Linked DNA regions of Mus musculus: region 1 is linked to region 2. A link is a contact called in ENCODE Hi-C or POLR2A ChIA-PET data. All regions are on one chromosome and are shown on one strand. Each heading gives the region's core, a stretch centred on a gene start or an enhancer-like site at or near the end of the contact. The rest is flanking DNA. Distances are from core to core; before and after follow the strand shown.

Region 1 (5,377 bases), core at 102-2,601, 170 kb before region 2:
ATGGGATTGTGGGAAAAGACAGGAAAGCCCTCCCCCCTTCATCAAGGTATTATGGACCAGCAACTGAGAACCTATAGAAGCTGTTAGTGACATAATGATTTGGAGAACCCTTCCTCAGAGTCCACCTGATACACCCTGGGGGCGGGGCAGAACCCAGTCTGAAGGGGACTCAGGGAACCCAAGTGATATGACTTGTCTTCAGGAGCCCCAGGCTGCAGGAGACACATGGCCCTTCTTCAGGAAGCCCCGGTCTGAGGTAGGAAGTAGTTAATATGTCACAGGGTTAATATTGTTTCGGCGCTGGTGTGGAGCTGTGTAGAGTAGACCCTGGAATCTGTATCCACAGGATGAGACTCCACAAGAAGCTGTTAGGTATCAGATGGTGGGGAAAATTGACATCCCTGAGGTCTCCCCCTCCCTCAGGTTTCAAATGCCTATCATCTTCTATCCCAGGCTATGTCTGACTAACAGGAAGGGCTGCTGGGGTCCAGTTTACCCATGAAATACAGGTTAGTCCAAGCTGAAGAAGCAAGCAGTTGGAGGAGTCAATTGAGGGACCATGGAAGATAAGCCATCTTCCTTAGAGAAGAAACACTCAAGCCATCTTGGCTAGTAAAGACATGTGGATGACAAACTGAGTCTCCCATGGCCCAGACAGGGCCTATGTGCAAAGGGGACGTGGTTAGGACCTAGAACTCTTCAGGCAGGAGTCAGGGCTGGCCGGGTGAGAGGCTCTGAGACCCCTGCTCCCTGTCACCCATATCCTGGTGACAACTACCGTTTGCAGATATGGAATCTACCCCTCAGACGCTGTTGAGAGGAAAGATGGTGGTGGTCATGGACTGAGTGAGGGGCGTTTGCAGCAATTTGCTGGCCCCAACACACACTCACAGTACTGACCAGCAATAAATGTGCATGAAATGCTCTCGGAAGTCACCATGGCTTTCAGGAGAGGAAGTGTCCAGGGAGGGAGGGGCATAAGCCTGGAACTGCAAGTCTGGCCAGCCAGTCGTGGTGTTTCCGTGACAAGAGGATAGTCTCTGGGAACCAGATGGCAAGCTTAGGTTGCCAATAGGCGTTTACAAACACTGACACTACAAAGACCCTGGTGGCAGAGAAGGAGAAACCGAGGCACTGAGAGCCAAGGGAGACTGAGAGGATTTGCCACACAGCATTGAGCATTGCTAGCCCCTGAAATCTCTGGACAAGTTTAACCTCCCTTCCAGCATAGGCTTGTTGTAAGCACAAGAGGATGCCTATGAGATGTGTTCTGCAAGCCTAGTCAGGCCCTGGATGGAGTCCCAAGCCCAGCCTCGTCCAGGCCCCCAACCCTCTGGTCAGCAAAAGCAATCCACATGGGATGGCCCCCAGACTTGCAGGCGACAGTCACTCAACACTCCATTAGCTGCTCTCCCGCTGACAGTCCCCAGGCGGGAGGCTCTCTTTCTGGAGAGTGAAAGCGTCCAGGATGATGAGCCTCCAGGGACTCTGAGCTCCCTCACGCCAATTTAACCAGAGCTGAGCGAAGCGAGCAAGCGAGGTGAGGAGCAGATTAACTCTCAGGAAAACCATGGCCAGCCCTCACCAGGCAATGCCACAGAGGCACGATGAGATTCTAAAGTTGGACTTGGTCCCCACGGGGACTGCCAATCCAGAAGAGGAAGGAAAATGTGTGGGAAAGGGGTCAAAGGACATAAATCAACATGCCTGAAATGAATATGGATCAGAACATACTTTATGCAAACATATGTAAATAGAGATGTAAATCTACCCCAGGGTGGGGCAGATGTGAAAGTCACGGTTCCAGAAAGTCCTCACAATGGAGCCCTCTGTTCAAGTGCATCCTTTCCAAAGGATCCCACTTACGCCCTTGGATAGAGCATAGGTCTTCCTGCTGTTTCAGAGACCCAGCCCTGCCACCCGATCTCCCCCTCTCTATGCCTCCAGTGGTTGAACCCTGAATAGAACCAGAAGACAGAATAGCCCAGATGCCAGCCTCCCACAAGGTCCTGTCTACCTGTTCCAGTGTACAACCTTAAATGCGCCCCCCCAACCACTATTGCCCTTCTACTGCCACCCAGGCCCCATACCTACAGTCTCTACCACAAGCTCAGCCTGTCCCCATAAGGGGTTCAAGCCCACCGGGAAGCCTGCCTTCCCCATAGACCCCTGGCTGTTCCTAGCACCACCCAGGCCACAGACGCTCAATACCAGAATGACTAATGAAATAAATGAATGACTAAGCAGACATTCGCAGGCACAGTCAGCTCCCTCTGGAGACCAACAGTACAATCCCTCTGCTTCCTGTCAGAGTTCTCACAGCTGTCCGAGGTTGGAAGTGGAGCTCCCTCCTCATGTCCTCAGCTAGCCTGAACTGGCTGCAGACAGAGCGTGACTCGGTCATCTCTGTGGTCCTAGCATCTGCTAGGGAAAGCTCTGGGATGTGGACTGGCTCTGTGGATGCGCACTGCCCACTTCTGTCCCCGCACGGACCACGGGGACCTAGACAATGGTGGGCCCCGTGGCATGGCACACAGCAGGCACTTCAGAGACTTGAAGGAGATATGAGGACTGGGAGGGCAGTGACTGATGCTGGATTCCAAAGGGCTTGGCTCCTAGACGAAGAACAGAAGGAAAGAAGAGAAGAGGTAGCAGATGCTAAGGGAGTGAGGGGCGAGGCCTGAGGGAAACCAGTGTTGGCTGTGGGCTCTCCTGTCCTCAGCCCAGGTAGCCCCAGCTCACTCACTCACATCTGTATTCAGACTGGAGCTCCTTGTCAGACTGCCTGGGCTCGGCTCCTTCCTTGCTCCCTTGAGTCTTCCAGGGAGTCTTAGCCTTCTGAGCAGCTGTTGGAAAGCTCTGGGTGGGTGGGGCGGGGTTCTTCCTTTTTTTTTTTTTTTTTTTTTTTCCCAGATAGAAGGTCAAGTACAAGGCGGGAGGCCACTTGATCCAGAGTCTTCTCCAGCCTCAGTGTCTGAATCTGTAAAGTAGGAGATGATAATCCAAGAGACTCTGTGAGGTTCCATATTCAGTCCTGGAATGGGGGCCAGCTGCTTGGTCAGTTCTCTGCACATATGGTCCCTCCCCTCTTTCCTTGCTATCCTCCCTGTTGTCCCATGGGGCTGTCACCAGCAGGTTCCAGGAGTATTGACCTGTTGTTTATTGTTATTGTTGGGCTTTTTTTCTCTTGTTGTTTGTTTGTTTGTTTAAATGCATTCCCTAAACAAATGAGAAGTCCTAGAGTTGGCTGTGCAGGAGGCCTTAGCTTAAGAGAGAGAGGGATCAGGACTATGAAGCTAGAAAAGGATGCAGCTTGGGAAAGAATTGGTACAGAAGCTGTGCAAGAAGGAGCAGAGTTCAGGATGAAACAAGAGGCCCCAAAGTTAAGCAAGAGAAAGGACTTCCCAGGACCAAGGGAGAAACCAACAGTCTGAGAACTGAAGCTTGGGAAGGCTTGGGTTGCCAGAGGTCTTTTGAGCTCATCTGCTTGGAGCGTTTCAAAGTGTTCACCTGGTTGTGTGGCCACAGCACTGAGCTCAGAACCTAGGTGGCAAGCACCGTCAAGTCCCTTTGTAGCATAGGAGGAAACAAAGTTCTGAATGATCATGGGAATGGCCAAAGGTTGCCTGGTAGAGGGGTGGAGGTGGGGCCTGGAGCCAGACTTTCCCTACCCTCTGCTGAGGGCTAGCTAGTTGGCATATTTCATTTATTTATTTATTCATTCATTCATTCATTCATTCATTCATTGCCTCCTTCATGCTAGGTAAACGGTCTCTGCCTCCCCACGGTGTCTGCAGAGTTTTACAGTTTCATGCTAGCTTCTTTGCTCTGTTAAGGAAACTACGGGAGATGGAGGAAGGGGACCCTGTGAAACTCTGTGGCCGGCCCGCATCTGTCCCTGCAGAAATGTGGAGGTCCATGGAGCAGATTCTCTCCCAGACACGACACGATGGACAGGCAGAAGGGGGCTGGGCCTGAACTGTTCCTGGGCTGCCTTCCATCAGAGGCTGCAGCCTTCCTGACCCCATCTGGGCGGCCACCCTGTCTCAGTATGGCCAGATTCTCCTTAGTCTCCCCCAACCAGGCCCATCTCTGCCTTACTCCCAGCCCACAAACAACATATTGTTGACAATCCTCAGGGGCCAAACACTTGATAAGATGGTCCCCACCACACCAGACATCCTGACAGCAGGCTGTGCTCTGCGCTCTGATGGCGGATGCTTTGAATACATCATCCTGTCAAACAAGTTTATTATTCTTTCACTCAAGATAAACTACAGCCGCCAACGAGGGGCTGTATAAATTCCAGGCTCAGAAGTGGAGCAAGCCCCCTCCCTGCTGAACACACACACACACACACACACACATACACACACACACACACACACAAATCCTGCTGAGAAAAAGCCATCACCACCTCCCACAGTCTTGGTTCCTTAAGGATCTCTGGGGGACTCAGTAGCTCTGTCTCATGGGGTGGTCCCAGGAGCAGCTGCAGACACCGAGAAACCCGAGGTACCCTTGGGCTGCTTGCCTGCTTGCTTGCAGGCCTGAGCTGACTTCCTCCGGGGTCCAGGGAAGGTCCCTCCCCGGGAGCCAGCTGTCCTCCCCAGGGTCAAGCCTGGCCTCTTGACTTTTGGACTTCTGTCTGCCCAGGCTGCAACCCTCGTGGGTGGCCAGAGCAGCCACAGGTCACGCCAGGCTTGTGGGGACAAGGCCAGCATTCAAACTCAAGCCTAGCTAACCAGTCCTCATGGAATCTGACCCCACGGAGCCTTCGTGAGCCGTCAGCAGGCTGGAGAGGTGGCTTGGCAGGTAGTGTGCCTGCTGAGCAAGTGCCAGGGTCTGAATCTGAGCTCCAGAACCCACCCGGAAGAGCCAGTCATGGGGGGACACGTTTGTAGTCTCAGCACAGAGGTGGTAGGGATAGGCAGGTGGCTGGGGGCACAAGCAGCTAGCCTAGCTGACTTGATGTGGTCCAGGTAACTAGTGAGAGACTACATCTTAAAATACAAGGCAATGACTGACCCTCAAGGTTGTTCTCTGCCTTTCACGTATATTCAGACACATAAGTACTCACACATGCACACATGCACTCCCCCCGCCCCCCCCCCCCGCAGCCCCGAATATGCACACAGCTTACAGTCAGTATCTGGGAGGTGGGTGGGTGGGGGAAGGAGCTCTATAAACCCCACACCCACATCCAGAACAGAACCCTTGCGCCCAGAATTCAAACCTGGATCTTGGCCCTGGGGAACCTAACGAGCTTCAGTCTTGCTGTGTGGCCCAATAGGGTTTAGCATTAACAATAAAAGGAAACAAAGGGGACTTCGAGTGACAAAGAGGTGGCAGTAGAAAGCAATGGAGGTGACTTGAG
Region 2 (5,459 bases), core at 1,413-3,912:
CACTCCTATCCTCCTCCCCACATGGAGGCCCAGAACCAAGGCCTTTGTGCCAGGGTCTGGGGAACTCTGGATGGTGGCAGGGACACCTGCCCTTCTCCTTCCTTCTGCCTCCTTTCCAAGAAGGCTCTACAACTGAAGCTTCGTGGAAATAAGCATGAAAGGACCCTTTGGTAGGCAAGTTGGGTGGGCAAGTTCGCAGTTAAACCACCTGCTCTCTGGGCATCGGGCTTTGCCAGGACAAAGTGTGTGAGAGATACTGACTGACAAGGGATCCTGCCAAAGGTATGGGAAAGGGCTGGTTCCAGGCTGCCCCTGTCAGAGCAAATATCAAGTCATGTTTCCAAAGGGGGGGTGGGGGTGGGAAATGGGGTGATGTCAGTCCACCCTTCGTTGATCCACCCCCCCCCCCGCAAAAAAAAAAAAAAACCTGAAGCACAGCTGTGAGGGGAGGAGGGAGCACACCTTCACCAACTCAAAACTTAGGTCAGCGTTTCCACAAAGAACCCGAGGGTGGGCCTCAGCACCCCCACGCCTGACAGTCACCGTCCTTTTCCTGGACCCTGGGTCCAGGAAAGGTCCGATGAGTCTTCGCAAAGAAAAGGAAAATATAAAAGGGTGGGAAGGGCTTCTCTTTTTACACCAGGCAGGAAATGGGGAAAAGGGGGAAGGGGCGTCGGGAAATTCTTCCTAGCGCGAGGCACGGGTAGAAGTTGGGAACGGAGGAAAGAGGTATGGGAGTTTCTCCGGGTCCCGGAGCTGGGGATACCTCCAGAGGTCACCTTCCTCGCGGAGGGCCGGTGGGGGGAGGGGCGCCGCTCGTCGCCCGGGTCTCCGGGCTCCGGCAGCCGCGGCTCCGGGAACACGAGGCCGGCCAGGCCCGGGCTGATGTAATCGGCTCTGCGCCGCGCGCGCCCGGCCAGGCGGGGGAGGGCGGGCACCGCGCGGGACGCGAGCGGGGACGGGAGGGGGTGGCGCGGTGCAGGTGGCCCAACAAGCTAGAGCGGTGGGAGAGGGTCCCCGCAGCAATCCATCCTAAAACTTTCCCCAAACTCACTGCAAGGGCCTCAGAGACCCAAACGGCAGTGACAGCAAAGCCCCCTCGGTCGCCCGCGCCCTGCCCCCTCCACGATCTCTGCCCTCCCCGGGTCCAAGGTCCGAGCACCCCCAGGCATGCCCGCTGGGCTCCGGACTCCCGCCCCCTTTGCCCGGACTTCCAGTTCTCCGGGGACCCGCGACCCGGAGCAAACTTCTGCCGCCAGCCTCGGCACAAGCCCAGCCCCCTCAGCCTCCTCCTCTGGCTCCCGCCCTCCGCTGCTCGGCCCAGATCGTACGTGCGGTGACTCTGGTGGGTGGGCAGGGCCCGCGTGGGCGGCGAGACGATCCTGGCGCCCTCCCACCTAGCGCGCACCCCCTCCCCCTCCACGTACGACGACAGAGGGGGACGCCTCGCGCCCGGTGCCCAAGGACCCGCGTGGGGCACGAAGCCCCCCACGCGCGCGCTCGCACGCACGCACGTCCCCAAGCGGGAGAGGCGCTCGCCACGGCCCGGCGACAGCAGACGGGCACGACCGCTTACCTTGGCATGGTGGAGGTACAGCAGTAAAGCCAGGGTCCAGTGCACCCAAGAGAGCAGAAAGTTCATGGTTTCGGAGGCCCGTCCGGGGCCGGCGCGGCTCGCGCTCCCTCTCCGGCTCGGACTGCGAGGCAGCCCGCTCTCTTGCGCGCCTTGGCGGGCTCCTCTCCCTTCTGGAACCGAGGCCCGGGCCGGGGCCTGGGGCGCGCGCGCGGCTGGAGCACTGTCTGCGCACACGGCCGCCTCACCCGTCCATGAGCTCGGCTCCTGAGAGCCGAGCGCCCACTGCGGCCCCCTCTCCTCTTCCTTCTCTTCCTCCCCTCTCTTCTCGGGCCCCGGCTTCTCCAGGCCCGAGCTAGCACTTCTCCCAGCTCCGATCGGTTTGTCTCCTGCGGCGCAGACCACGGCTACTACGGAGCGAGAAGAGCCCAGAAGTTGGACGAAAAGTTTCCGTGCAATCCCGCGAGCCCCGACCCCCTCCACCCCGCCTCCGGGCGCGGGCTTCGGTTCCTCGCGGCTCGCCGCCGCGTCCACCGTCGGCAGCCCGCCGGCGAGGAGGTGGGCGCTGGGGCTGGGGGCGGTGTCTGTCTGTCTGTCCGTCAGCGCGACTGGTCCGATGCAAGATCCCAAGGGGGAGGGCTCACGCCGCGCTCTGGCGGTCACCCCCAAAAGCAGGTCAGTCACTTTGCCCCTGTCCCTCTCTCTGTTCGCTCGCCAGCGCGCTCTCTCTGACCGGTCTCTCTCTCTCTTCCTTGACTTCTCTCTGGAGCTCTTGATACCTCTTTCGTCTGCTGATTTCCACAATCCGAAGTGATTTGAGGGAGTGAAGAACCAACCTCCTCAAACCGTTGGCACGATTTAAGAGGGGAATAGGAAGCAAAAATAAATTAAAGCGTAAAACAATACAGTTTAAGAAAAAAAAATTAAGAGGTTTGAATATCAAATCCCAGAGCACAGACTCCCGGGCTGGTGAGTCCGCTGAATAGTCTGCCTTGTCGCTGCGTCTCGCGACAGAGCTCCGCTGCCGCCGCTCAGCTCGCCCCCAGTGCCGCGGCCTCGCTGCAGCTCGGCTGCCCCAAGCCTCTGCGCTTCTCACCGGTAACAGCGGTGGAAGAAAAAGAGGAAATCTAGCTCCACCCCCAAGCCCCGCCCAGACCCGCCCCGGGGAGCGGTCTGGTGGAGCCAGGCACCGCCTTTCGGGGAGCCCCTAGGCCACTACCGCGAAATGGAAAGCTAAACCCCTTACCAGGGTCCACGGCCTCAAAATTATCTGTGCACCCCTTCAAACTGGGCTCAGGAACACACTGGGAATCCCAGAGTATTGGGAATCAGGGGAGACAGGAGAGTGAGGTTATATGCGGACAGGGTCTAAGAACAATTCCCTTTCCCAGGAATATAGGAGAAAGTAGGGGTTGGAAGGCGGAGAGCTGGCAGGGACGTATGAGGATAGGGACAACTAGAGTGACCCCTGGCTTTCTCCCCCACCTCACAAACACACTACACACACACACACATGCATGCACGCACTCACATTGACACACGCGTCCTCCCTCACGCAGACTCGGCTCGCCCAAGTTCACGATCTCCCCGTGATGGCCGAGCGCCCCCTAGTGACTACATTATGCACACCCCAACTCTTGCTCAAATGGCACGGGTCTTGGAAAGGGGGTGAGAGTTGATTCTTGAGTGCGGCAGACTTTGAGCTCCCAAATAATTGCGTGTTTCTGACATACACACACACCCAAAAAGTTGCGTGTTTGACCTCGGAAGCATAACTCTAGGTTTATATGTGGGGAGGGGGTTACGGGGGGGGGGGAGTATGCTTATCTGAGCCCTTGTCTGATCTGCAGTCATCAGGAGCTAGGGCCCTGGGGTGAATGGGATCCTCTGGGAAGTTTCCAGAGAGGCTTCTCTGGAGAGAATTTGGCACCAAATTTGTGGCACTGAGAACGGGAAGTGGAGTTCTGGAGTTAGTCAGTGGCGGGGAGTGAGACGACCTGTGGAAACCCACGTATGCACTGTGTAGTCTGGCAGAGCCCTGAAGGAGAGACAGCTGGGCAGACAGAGGCCCTTGTTCCTCCTGATCTCTCTCTCTCACACACACACACACACACACACAGAGATGTTGCCAGGGAACTGAAGCCAGGGTGCCAATGGGGGCAGAAGCGGGCCAGGCCGGCATGGTGATTCAAACCTACCCTAGCATTCAGAAAGGTAGGTAGGCCAGCTGCCCAGCGCTGCCGCCAACCCTCGGAAGGGTGGGAGTAGAGGCTCCCTCAGTTCTAGCCTAGGCTTACGGTTCATCTTCTAAACAGAATTCAGGGGTGTACTCTGTCCTCCCATTCTCCCTAAAACCCTTGGCTATTTCTCTATGCTTGCACACTTAGCCCGTGTGGCTCTGTCCCCTCTCTTTCTACTAAGTCCCCTTCTCCATGTCCTCAGTGTCTTCCTTAAGAGCTCTCCAAAACCCCCACCTCTAACCCACCCTTGGATATAGGAACCAGCCTGGAAAAATTCCTGGTTGGGCTTTGGCCCAGCTGCTCCTAGGCTCCCCTGGGAACAAGAGGGGGCTCCGATACCTGTGGGAAGAGAGGGACCAACCAGTCCCAGCCCTCACCCAGATCTGCTGGACTTCTGAGAAAGAGAACTCAACAATCTTCCTATTGCCCCCCCCCCCAGTGTAATCCACTATCTCCATCCCTCTGCACACAGTACTGAAGCTGGGTGGGTGCTGGCACCTCTTGGGCACCCCAATTCCAATGGAGCAGTAGTATGAGGATCTTATGAGGAAGGGAGCTGGCTCCTCACGCTATCCCTTCCTGCCCATCATTACTAGTCCCGAGTCCCCTCCTGGATGGCTCTCTTGTAGCAGGGAAAGTAGTAGTTAGTAAATGTTTGCTGGTCCAGAGCCCTCCTGTGGGTTTCCTCACCTGATCCTGATCCCTGCTCTAAGCAACTAAGAGGAGTCAGAAAGGAAAGCCACCAAATGTCTCACGTGTCTGTCTCTAACCGCAAGAACACCAAATGTAGCTCCCTGTCAGGGGGCCCCTGTCTCTCATCGTGGCATAACAGAGGCTGTAGACACTGAAGGCTCCCAAAGCGCTGCCCTTCTCATCTCCACCTCCTCCAGCTGTGATTCTCAACCCTCAACCCTTTGGAGGGACTGTCCAACAACCCTTTCACAGGGGTCGCATATCAGATGGCCTGCATGTCAGAGAGTTACATTATGATCCATAATAGTAACAAAATTACAGTTATGAAGTAGCAACAAAAATATTTTTATGTTGCCTGTGGGGGGGGGCTGGGGGGGTCACCACAACATGAGGAACTGTACTAAAGGGTCTCAGCATTAGGAAGGCTGAGAACCACAGTTCTGTGGTCTTGGGAAAGGCCACGGGCCTACAGAAGAGGGACTCAGTAAAGGATTCTGAGGTTTGGAGCAAAATGAAGAGACTTTGAGGGGAATCAGCTCTTCTCGACTTCACGGCTTTAGACTCCTCCTCCTATCCTGAGATAGCCATGATATGTATATGTATAGTATATGTATATATACATGTAGTATATGTGTATATATATGTATAAGGTGTTCCCAGATGAGCCTGTACAGGGAGCCAGAGCAGTGACGCTGCACATTTCCCTCTCCAAAGCACTAAAGCCATGCAAAGACTGAAACTTGGCCTGAAGGGTTTGGAGTAACCCGGATCAGGGTAGGGATGGGCCAACTACCTCCGTCATGCATTTTAGAGACACAATCTGAAGCTGGGTCAGAGGAAGGGTCACTTCTGGATTCCATACAAGCTGCACATTGCCTCCAACACATTCCACAATGGTGTCATCCGTACACTGATATGGACCTAGTAAGTGTCACTTAATGAAACCTCAGGGA

The links. A loop is a pair of places that touch in the nucleus more often than their neighbours do. ChIA-PET counts read pairs that join two places held with the same protein, here RNA polymerase II (POLR2A).
Region 1: POLR2A ChIA-PET joins it to region 2 with 19 read pairs in embryonic stem cell. The contact joins the enhancer-like site here to the promoter of Vegfa in region 2. A Hi-C loop is called at or near these places in 2 of 37 maps with a recorded cell type or tissue (CH12.LX and adrenal gland). POLR2A ChIA-PET finds 5 or more read pairs at or near these places in 3 of 5 experiments (Patski and embryonic stem cell).

The regions. Positions count from the first base shown.
Region 1 is chr17:45,865,130-45,870,506 of GRCm38, forward strand. No RefSeq gene overlaps it. Among named protein-coding and RNA genes, the nearest start is that of 4930542M03Rik, 14 kb to the right of the region's middle. Within about 2 kb of position 1,352, at least 2 of the 3 ENCODE cell types and tissues checked have a DNase peak (open chromatin) inside an H3K27ac peak, as active enhancers do.
Region 2 is chr17:46,029,715-46,035,173 of GRCm38, forward strand. It overlaps Vegfa (vascular endothelial growth factor A), which reads right to left and starts at 2,663. Exons shown (of 7, transcript NM_009505.4): 1 at 1,577-2,663. The coding sequence starts at 2,176.